3 separate regions of the Homo sapiens genome follow, and regions 1 and 2 are each linked to region 3. A link is a contact called in ENCODE Hi-C or POLR2A ChIA-PET data. All regions are on one chromosome and are shown on one strand. The core of a region is the stretch at or near the end of the contact, and the rest is flanking DNA. Distances in the headings are between cores, read along the strand shown. Region 1 overlaps ATG4B (autophagy related 4B cysteine peptidase). Region 2 holds the start of DTYMK (deoxythymidylate kinase). Region 3 has its middle 5.7 kb from the start of GAL3ST2.

The links. Hi-C counts contacts between places; a loop is a spot of excess contacts on that map. ChIA-PET counts read pairs that join two places held with the same protein, here RNA polymerase II (POLR2A). Pooled maps may share reads with other maps.
Region 1: a pooled map shows a loop between it and region 3 (2.3-fold over the local background). The contact joins two enhancer-like sites. A Hi-C loop is called at or near these places in 1 of 50 pooled maps. POLR2A ChIA-PET finds 5 or more read pairs at or near these places in 2 of 52 experiments (activated T-cell and common myeloid progenitor, CD34-positive).
Region 2: a loop to region 3 is called in a pooled map, with 4 times the contacts of the local background. The contact joins the promoter of DTYMK here to the enhancer-like site in region 3. A Hi-C loop is called at or near these places in 1 of 168 maps with a recorded cell type or tissue (natural killer cell), 1 of 37 single-sample maps with no recorded cell type and 3 of 50 pooled maps. POLR2A ChIA-PET finds 5 or more read pairs at or near these places in 10 of 52 experiments (BJ, CD4-positive, alpha-beta memory T cell, CD8-positive, alpha-beta memory T cell and 7 more).

Annotation. Positions count from the first base shown.
Region 1 is chr2:241,664,326-241,667,609 of GRCh38, forward strand. It overlaps ATG4B (autophagy related 4B cysteine peptidase), which reads left to right. Exons shown (of 13, transcript NM_013325.5): 8 at 2,320-2,513. Among named protein-coding and RNA genes, the nearest start is that of DTYMK, 21 kb to the right of the region's middle. RefSeq lists an enhancer at 1,159-1,764. Within about 2 kb of position 1,251, at least 4 of the 41 ENCODE cell types and tissues checked have a DNase peak (open chromatin) inside an H3K27ac peak, as active enhancers do.
Region 2 is chr2:241,685,228-241,688,716 of GRCh38, forward strand. It overlaps DTYMK (deoxythymidylate kinase), which reads right to left and starts at 1,588. Exons shown (of 5, transcript NM_012145.4): 1 at 1,427-1,588; 2 at 542-650. The coding sequence starts at 1,556. It also overlaps a transcript of ING5 not described here. RefSeq lists silencers at 1,178-1,487, 1,535-1,797, 1,548-2,077.
Region 3 is chr2:241,769,333-241,772,920 of GRCh38, forward strand. No RefSeq gene overlaps it. Among named protein-coding and RNA genes, the nearest start is that of GAL3ST2, 5.7 kb to the right of the region's middle. RefSeq lists an enhancer at 1,431-2,343. Within about 2 kb of position 2,124, at least 4 of the 41 ENCODE cell types and tissues checked have a DNase peak (open chromatin) inside an H3K27ac peak, as active enhancers do.

The sequences.
Region 1 (3,284 bases), core at 1-2,500, 110 kb before region 3:
TGAGACCAGCCGCCTAGGTAACATGGTAAAACCTCATCTCTACAAAAAAACAAAACAAAAAAACTAGCCGGACATGGGGGCATGTACCTGTAGTCCCACCTACTCGGGAGTCTGAGGTGGGAGGATCCCATGAGCCTGGGAGGTTGAGGCTGCAGTGAGACATGATTGCACCACTTCACTCCAGCCTGGGTGACACAGTAAGACCCTGTCTCAAAAACCAAACAGAAACCCAAACAACTCCCTTAAGGCTGGGCGTGGTAGCTCCTACCCATAATCGCACCTCTCAGGGAGGCTGAGTTGGAGGATTGCTTGAGACCAACCTGGACAACTCCCTCTCTATAAGAAATAGAAAAATGAGGCCAGGCACATGGCTCATGTCTGTAATCTCAGCACTTCGGGAGGCTGAGGTGAGCAGATCACTTGAGGTCAGGAGTTCGAGACCAGCCCGGCCAATGTGGCAAAACCCCGTCTCTACTAAAAATACAAAAATTAGCTGGGCGTGGTGACACACACCTGTAATCCCAGCTACTGGGGAGGCTGAGGCAGGAGAATTGCTTGAGCCCAGAAGGCGGAGGTTGCAGTGAACCGAGATTATGCCACTGCACTCCAGCCTGGACAACAGAGAATCGGCTTCAAAAAAGAAAAGTCAGGGGGCACAGTGGCCCACACCTGTTGTTCCAGCTACTCGGGAGGCTGAGGCGGGAGGATTGCTTAAGTGCAGGTGTTTGAGGCTGCAGTGAGCTGTGGTTGCACCACTGCACTGCAGCCTGGGTGACAGAGTGAGACCCCGTCTCTAAAAGAAATTTAAAAAGTTCTGTCTCAGAATCCTTGTTTTCCAGCTGTCTGTTTTGAGAAATTTGAGTCCTACAAAAAAGTTCAGTGAGTCATGGCCACAAACCCTCCACCTAGATCCACCAATTGTGTTTTGACACGCTTGGTTTTTATGAGCAAGCCTCCTACGAATGAGAGTGTTCCTGAGAGCCACACAGCCTCATCACCACAAAAGAGGTGACGCCACGACTCACCAGGGTCCGTCTTGGCCCCTTGCTGTCCAGGGAACAACCCGTGCCGCTGATTTGTGTTCCTGGTTGAGGGTCCGGTGCTGTGTGTATATAGTTGTGATGTCTTTCTAGTCTTTAATTGAGAAGGTTCTGCCTCTTTGTTGTGGTTGTTGCTGCTTTGTGGCATTTTTGACGAGTTCAGGTCAGCTGACCATCCCACACGCTGGATTTGTCTGCTTCCTCACAGTTGGGCTTGGGTTGAGCCTGTGGCTGAGAGTAGCCTCTGGGTGGCAGTGTCCTCTGCTCTCCCATCCGGGGCCTGCAGTGGGACACTATGTCAGATCCCCGGAGATGGTGTCTTTTTTCCTTTGTAATTAATGAATAATCCAGTGGTGACACTGAGCATGTCCTGGTGAGCTGTGTGACTCCTGCCTGATAATGGTGGTTTTTCTAGCCTGTCCTTTCCTTTCACGTTTATTGGTTGGCGTTCTGAGAAGAGCCGCCTTTTCTCCCATCACTTAGTGTGCAGTGTGCTACCTGTCACCTGTCTGTCACCTGTCAGTCACTGTCACCTGTCACTGTCACTGTCACCTGTCACTGTCCATCTTTTTGATGCTTGACGGTTCCACCTTTGGCCGGTGGCCACCTCAGTCTGGTGGTGTCTTTTGCCGTGTTCTGGCGTTTTTCGTTTATGTTTTGAGCCCTCCCTTATGTTCTGGGTTAAGCAGATGCTGCAGGCACCTCTGAACATTCCCTGCCTGGCCCTGGAATCAGCCTGGCTCCTCTGAGTGGGGAGTGGTGTTGAGAAACCTCGATCTAGACGCCGGGCATGCTCCATGCTCCCGGAGTGTCTTCTCCCATCACCGCACCCTCCGGTTGATGTGTCCTCCGGACCATTGACTCACGGGTGTGTGTAGGCAGAAGGGGTGGAAGCGAGGAAAGGCGTTGCTGAGGAGGCCCGGAGGGAGCGGGTTCTGGCTGTGCTGGCACTAGCCAGGCTGGCAGGCTGCGTGGGTACTTCTGTGATTTTCCTCTCAAGTGCACGTGGCTTTTTCTTGCACTGTTTCGTGTGTGTGCTTTATTTCACAATAAAACTCTTGAATTAAGTATGCATAGAAACTATTTCTTTTTTCTCTGGGTGGCAAGATTATGAAAAAATTTTCTTACGCTTTTCTATATTTTCCAAGTTTGAATTTCACTGTAAGCACCTGGCTTTGTACCGCCCTTTTTCTGTTACACAGTCATCATTTGCTTGCTTGTTGTGGGAGCACTTTTGCACAGGTCTGCTTGGTTAGTGAAAGCATGTCTCCCTTTCTAGGAAGGTTGTGCAGGACCAGCGTTCCCTGTGCAGGCGCCACTGCGTTTCCTGCAGATTCCGACCGGCACTGCAACGGATTCCCTGCCGGAGCTGAGGTCACCAACAGGCCGTCGCCATGGAGACCCCTGGTACTTCTCATTCCCCTGCGCCTGGGGCTCACGGACATCAACGAGGCCTACGTGGAGACGCTGAAGGTGGGTCCTGCCGTGCGGCGCTTGCCCTGAGTCCCCGTCCCCTTCTCCCAGTTCTTAGTCACTTTCAGCGCATCGTCGTCACGTGGCCATTTGTGCAGCCGGCTCTCGGGGGAGGGGTAAACAACCCTGGTTTACACCGTTGCCCAAGGGGTGAGTGGGCGTGAGGCACGTCCATCAGTAGGCACGTGCTGCTTTCGTTCTGCAAGTGTCAAGGCGAGTGTCGAGGATGAAAGCATGAGGCGCTTGCAGGGGGTCCTTGGAACCAGGTGCCACTCCTCGGCCTGACGGGGAGCCCCGCCCCCTCCCGGGTCTCCACTGTGCCCCAGGCATGCCCACCCCACTCCCCCACAGCCCTCTTGGCCTGAGGTCCCTTCGGAGGGTGGGTTGGCCTGTGAGGAAGGGACGTGTGGGCAGGGCCTGGGGATGGGCAGGGCTGTGTGAGGAGCTCCAGCCACAGGCTCCCCCATGTCATGAAAGCAAAAGGGGGCGGGGAGCGGTGGCTCATGACTGTAATCCCAGCACTTTGGGAGGGCAAAGCGGGCAGATCACGAGGTCAGGAGTCTGAGACCAGCCTGGCCAACATGGTGAAACCCTGTCTCTACTAAAAATATAAAAATTAGCCGGGCATGGTGGTGCGCGCCTGTAGTCCCAGCTACACAGGAGGCTGAGGCAGGAGAATCTCTTGAACCCAGGAGGCGGAGCTTGCAGTGACCCGAGATCATGCCATTGCACTCCATCCTGGGTGACAGAGTGAGACTCCATCTCAAATAA
Region 2 (3,489 bases), core at 338-2,837, 85 kb before region 3:
GGTGGCTCACACCTGCGTAATCCCAGAACTTTGGGAGGCCGAGGCGAGTGGATCACAAGGTCAAGAGAGACCATCCTGGCCAACATGGTGAAACCCTGTCTCTACTAAAAATACAAAAATTAAATTTAAAAATAAAGTAAATTAAAATTGCAAAAATTAGCTGAGCATGCTGGGGCGCGCCTGTAGTCCCAGCTACTCGGGAGGCTGACGCAGGAGAATCGCTTGAACCTGGGAGGCGGAGGTTGCAGTGAGCCGAGATCACACCTCTGCCTGGCGACAGAGCGGAACTCCGTCTAAAAAAACCCGAAAAACTGAAGTCTATTAGTTATGGGGTGTGGGGAGCAGGAGGACGAAACAGCATTCATTAGCGCCCTTTGGGAACTAGGGCGCTTCACCACCTCTGCCCACAGGACTGCTAAACAGAAGAACATCAGGCCCAGCACTACTGTCACTGTCATTCAGAATCGAGTGCTGCGTTCACTGAATCTCAGGAGGAAGGAAAGTGGCAAGGGCAGAGGGAGCAGTGTGCAATGGTTTTTACACTTGTTCCCAGCGATTTGCAGAAAAAAGCAGGTGCACCGAGTGATCCTCCACGTCACTTTTCTTTTGCAAGTAGGAACTCAGAAGTTTGCCGATTTCAGTTGATCTTTCTAGAAAAAAAGAGAAACACACAAAATGCAAGTGAGATCAGGCTTTCCCTCTATATTACAATATAGTTTGGACTGAATTTCTCCCGGACTCAAGTCTCACGTTGAATTTTACTTTACTAAATCTCTAGACAGGCTTGGATCTTCTGCGGAAGCCAAAGGAATTTCTCTGAGCAATAACAGCAATCTGCAAACAAGCTGGGATGAAAAATGCTTTAGGAAAAAAGAACTCGGGTAGAAAGTAGAGACTTCAAAGAAAGCATTTATAAAATTTGTGGACTGGGTGGCCAAAGATTAAGGTCAATGCTTCACTTGAAAACTTTTAAATATATGCTATAAAACCCCTGAAAGCGCGAACAGCCATCAAACAAAACACAACACCAGAAAAACCCACAAAAACGAGACATGGATTACAAAAGAGCTGGAGGAGACTTTTGGGGGAGACACCACGGTTTCGCGCGGGTTTACACGTCAGTCATCACCATACCCCGCACTTAAAGACACGCAGCGTGGACCGGGCGCGGTGGCGCGCGCCTATGTTCCCGGCTACCCGGGAGGCTGAGGCGGGAGGATCGCTTGAGCCCGGGAGGTCCAGGCTGCCGTGGGCCGAGATGGCGCCACTGCACTCCAGCCTGGGCGACACAGGGAAAGCCCGTCTTTCAAAATAAAAACCGCACAGTTCACAGCACGCCAGCCGCAGACAACGAAGCGGAGCAAAGAGCCCCTGGGAAGGCAGAGGCACCGAAGGCCGCGGCGCACCCCCCGCCGCGCGCACCCACCCGGGAACCGGAGCAGTTCGGCGCGGTGGCCCGCGGCGCACAGCGCTTCCACCAGCTTGCGGCTCTGCGTGCTCTTCCCGGCGCGGTCCACGCCCTCCAGCACTATGAGAGCCCCGCGCCGGGCCGCCATGACTGTCCACCGCCCGCCGCTGGCGTCTCCACGCAGCCTTCCGGAGCTCCCATTGGCCGGCGTCAACAGCGCGCGCCGTGATTAGCTAGTATTTCCCGGCCTCGGCCAAATTCGAAGGGATTGGCCGGGGCCGGGGCGAGGACGACGCGCGGTGGGACCGACACCCGCGCCTGCGCCCTGGGCCGCGCCGCCACTGGAGCCGTGTCCTGGGCTTCCGGGGCGGAAACTGGGGCCCCGTGTCCCGTGCGGGCCTCCGTCCTCGGGCGAGCAGGGCCCTTCGCTCCGGGAGGGGAGGTGACGCGGCGCGGGCTGGACGGCCGGAGACGCGGGGTCAGGGCGCGGACGAGGGGAGCGCAGGGTCGGAGGGGCTCCCGGACGCTGCCCGCCCAGCGTCGGCTCTCGTTGGCCCCTGGCTGCGCGCAGCGGGCCCGACTCTCAGGGCCCTGCGGTGCCCGCTGCCAGCGTGAGGGCTCCGGTCACGCGGCGCGCGAGACGAACGAGCGAGATGCTTCCCGAAGCGCGGGGCCCAGTGCAGGGGCTCAGCCGGGGCTCCTCCCAAAGCTCACCTGGAGCCCAGCACGACTGCGTTCTGGAAACGCTGTGTTTGACAGCAGGGGCAGGATGGGGGGCTGTGTAGACGCTGGCCACGTGGCAATTGTAGGAGAACCATGGGATCGATAAATGTTCACTGTTGTCCCTGAAGCGCAAAACTGCAGGGCTCTGGAAAGTCCGTGTGTGTGTTTTTGTTGTTTTTGTTTGTTTGAGACAGAGTCTCGCTCTGTCACCCAGGCTGGAGTGCGGTGGCGCGATCTCTGCTCACTGCAACCTCCGCCTCCCGGGTTCAAGCGATTCTCCTGCCTCAGCCTCCCGAGTAGCTGGGACTGCAGGCGGCCGCCACGACGCCCGGCTAATTTTTTGTATTTTTAGTAGAGACGGGGTTTCACCGTGTTAGCCAGGATGGTCTTGATCTGACCTCGTGATCTGCCCGCCTCGGCCTCCCAGAGTGCTGGGATTACAGGCGTGAGCCACCGCGCCTGGCCGAAAAGTCCGTTTTAAAAGATGATGTATACAAATTATAGCACGGAGAGGGAACGGGCAAGTTGTTTCCTCTTTCCATGCCTCCAACTCCTCTGAAATGTGGGTCATGATGATAATAGGAAAAACTGTCTCTGCCATAGAGAGGTGGAAAAAGTCCCGCGAAGTGTCCCCGGTATCTAGAAAGCGCTCAGTAGTGTTTGCTGTTATCTTAGGGATATCAGGCTGCCTGGACATTTCTCAGGTGAGACTTTTTGTTATTTTAGATATCTAAAATACTACTATCTATATGTGCCATATTGTCAGTTGTCAGCTAGACATCACTTTCTCTGCTTAGCAGAAGAAATGGTAGGAACTGCATTTCCCAGAATCATCTGTGTAGCCCTGGATTACAGTCTACCAGACGAGGCACTCTTACCTTTCGAGGCGATTATTCTTGGGAGGCACCCTCAGCCAGAAATATAGATGAAATTCAAAGCTGTTCTGTTTTCAGAACCACCTGCCTCTGATGTAGACCAAGAAATTGCTGGTAGCTTTCTAAGTGTTGAGTTTGCATTGGTTTTTTCCCCATGAGCTCTTGAGACCACCACCCACTTCAGTGCTTTGGGCTGAGGTCATTGGCAACAATTTCCCGGACTTTACTCCCAGCATTTGTGTAAGCTCGCGATTATATTATCATTGCATACCTAGAGTAGCTTTATGTTTTCCAGACTGAAGCCTCCCCAATTCAGTTTGGGGTTCTGGAAGGATATGGGTTATATTGTTATTACCAGTTATGCCCTTTCTTCCTTTTTAATTTACTTTTATTGCTTTTATTTTATTTGAGACGGAGTCCTGCTCTGTCCCCCAGGCTGGAGTGCAGTGGCGCGATCTCAGCTCACTGCACCCTCCACCTCCC
Region 3 (3,588 bases), core at 874-3,373:
TCAGTGCAGCCTCCACCTCCTGGGCTCAAGTGATCCTCCCACCTCAGCCTCCTGAGTAGCTGGGAGTACAGGTGTGAGCCATCATGCCCAGATAATTTTTTTTTTTTTTTTTGAGACAGAGTCTTGTTCTGTCACCCAGGCTGGAGTGCAGTGGTGCGATCTTGGCTCACTGCAAGTTCCGCCTCCCGGGTTCACGCCATTCTCCTTCCTCAGCCTCCCGAGTAACTGGGACTACAGGTGTCCACCACCGTGCCCGGCTAATTTTTTGTATTTTTAGTAGAGATGGGGTTTCACCTTCTTAGCCAGGATGGTCTTGATCTCCTGACCTCATGATCTGCCCGCCTCGGCCTCCCAAAGTGCTGGGATCACAGGCATGAGCCACCGCACCCGGCCATGCCCAGATAATTTTTAAATTTTTTTTTTTGTAGAGATGAGGTGTCCCTGTGTTGCCCAGGCTGGTCTTGAACTCCTGGCCTCCAGCGGCCTCCCACCTCAGCCTCCCAAAGTGCTGGGATTACAGGCCCGAGCCTCTGCGTCCAGCCGATCCAGCATGCTTTGAAGGCACAAATCAGGGGCACTTTCATGCTGGCCCAGCAGAGCCAGTGGGTCCCGCCCAATGCCTGGGCTACTTCCTGCTGTGCCTGGGGGCACCTGGGGCTGTCCTGCCTCACTGGCCAAGGCCCGGCTCTGTCCCTGGGCTCTGGCCACTGTTCTGCCATCCCAGGCTGGGTACCCATGGGCAGCCCGACAGTATCTGTTGCACAGAGCAGACCCCAGGCCCCATGGGTGCCTGACACGAAGCCCCACAGCGTGTGCCCGCGTCCCCCGAGGTCAGCCGGCGGCTCCTGCCCTTCCCTCTGACCTCTGGTTGGGGGCCGGCCATTTTTCTGCTTGTTCCTCTAGCTCTGCTACTGGGCACATGGTCCGTGCTGGGTAGGCTGCAGGCCAGGGTGAGTTGCTGACCCGCTGACCCTGGCTGTGCACCTGCCCTCCTGCCCTGGGTGGCTGCTGCTGGCCCAGGGGTGACTTGGGGGCTTTCAAGCTTCTGCCCGTGCTGGCCGCACGACCCCACGTCCCACCCTGGGTAGGGACTTGTGATTCTCAGAGCTGGGGTCCGTTGCTTTCCTAAGGACCTCCGGCCCTGGTCGTGGTCTAAATGCTCACTCCTGTTGTTGGAGAGGCCAGCCGGGTGACAGGGAAAAGCCCAGAGCCCCGGGCTTCCCGTGAGGATCTGGGCTCAGCATGGGCTGTGGGGCTGCAGAGGCCTGGCCTTGCCTGCTGAGGGACACCCGCTGGTAGTGCCTGCAGAGGGGGGAGGAGGAATTCCTCCCCCTAGTGCCCTCTGGACCCTGGGAGAGCAAGACCTCTGCATCCACACTGCCTTCCGCTGGGCCTCTGGGGACTGGGGAAGCGGACACAGTCCAGGACTGTTGGAGGAGGAAGAGGCTGCGGCTGCTCTTCCCTGGGGGTCCGGCTCCAGGAGGCTGCGGTGACCGTTGGGCCGGAGCAGGCCAGTGCCGGGCACGTCCTGCCCATGACAGCCCTGCTGCCAGCCGTGGGCACTTGTTCCTGGAGCTCCGTGGCTGGGTCCTGCCGTCTCCGCTGCTGCCCTGCCCTGCCATGTTCACCTCCAGTTTATCCAGCAATGGGGAGAGGGGCTTCTTAGATCCCCCTCAGGCTTTTCTTTTGTGCCTTTAGATATGTGAAATACAACACAGCCAGGCAAAGCAGGTGCCGGTGAGACACCTGGCTGGCCCGAGCTGGCCCGAAGAACTGCCTGTCTGCCATGAGGAAAACCCACACTGCGTGGTGGCTGGGAGGCCAGGAGTTTTCACAAGCCGGAAACCTGTTAGATTTCTCTACCTGACAGCAGGAAAATCTGATGAGACCCGATCGCATCCAGGCAGGCCGTGTTCTCGCAGCCCGCGGGTTAACACAGACTCCGAGTGACTCCGACGCAGGAGAACGCGGCGAATCTGCGTGAGGCAGGCCACCAGCCTTGGTGCCCCGGAGACAGCTCCCCCAACGGCCATGTGACGGCGTTGAGTGTCCGTGGTCAGGTGTGTGTAAGAGACGCGCAGAGAATTCCACGCCGTCCCAACCTCCCAGCCGGAGGCTCTGACGAGGCCTGCAGCCACGCGGAAAGAGCAATGAGGAGCACGTGTGTGGGGAGGAAGGCGGGTTCTGGCCCCGTTCCTTCCGCAGCAGCTCCGGCCTGGCGGGTTCTGACGGAATTCTGCAGCGGCTCCAGCCAGGGTCGTCGGGGCGGGGTGGGTGCTCAGGGGCGGCCTTTGTGTTCGGATTAGAAGCTGGTGATTGTCACATTAAGACCTCTAAGCTGCTGCAATCTGAGAAGATGTTACACAACCAGGGCCCCTGAGCTGAGGCCAAGGAGGGGGCCAGGAGAGTGGTGGGAGGGGCCCCAGGCAGGGCCAGAGCTGCCTGTGTACAGCAGGGGAGAGGGGAGAAGGGGTGGGCCGGGTGGTCTCAGCCCCAGGGAGAGTGGAGTGCCCGCCCCTCCCCTCCCCCAGGACGGCTGGCCCCTGGGAGAGCCCCTGGGGGAGCCAGTTTCCTGTAAGCAGAAGGGCAAGTGGTTGGGACCCAGAGGTGTCTGACAGTTGTGGACTTAGAGCCCAGAGGAAGGGTTTGGGGTTTGGGGCTCCTGGGACGCCGCAGGCCCCTGAGGACGTCCATCAGGATCCTGGCAGTGTGGAGGTGTAGGGTCCAGCCCTACGGGGCTTAGCGGGTGTTTTCCCTGTGTGTGGAGATGAGGGATTGTAATAAATAAAGACACAAGATAAAGAGAGAAAGAGAAAGCAGCTGGGCTCTGGGGACCACTACCATCAAGACGCGGGGACCAGTAGTGGTCCCAGAGGGCTAGGCCCACTGATATTTATTGCATACAAGACAAGGGGGCAGGGTAAGGAGGGTGAATCTTCTCAGTGATTGACAAGGTGAAGTAAGTCATGTGATTACAGGATAGGGGGCCCTTCCCTTTTAGGTAGCCGAAGCAGAGACGGAAGGCAGCAAACGTCAGCATTTTCTTCTCTGCACTTATAAGAAAGATCAAAGACTTTAAGACTTTCACTATTTGTTTTACCGCTATCTGCTACGAACTTCAAAGAGGAACCAGGAGTACAGGAGGAGTATGAAATGCAACAAAGAGTAATATTAAAAGCTAATGATTAATAATGTTTATAATAATGATTGATAATTGTCCATGATCATCTCTATATCTAATTTGTATTATGACTAATCTTATTCCAACTATTTTCTTTATTATACTGAAACAGTTTGTGCCTTCAGTCTCTTGCCTCGGCACCTAGGTACTTTCGCCCACATGGAGGCAGAGGTGACAGGCGTACAGGGCAGTGTGTCTGGACCCAGATGGCAGGCACGTTAACGACCAGTGACCAGGGCTCTGCCCACCTGGCCCGGCGCGTTGGCCCCCCAGCGATGTGGCTTCACGCCGGCTGCTTTCCTGAGCGCTCGGGGTTTAGGTCCTGTTCTGCTGCCTCTGAGCACCTGTGACCTGAAAAGGCCCTACCCTCGGCCTGGGTCCCTTGGGGTGCCACTGACCTTCTGGGA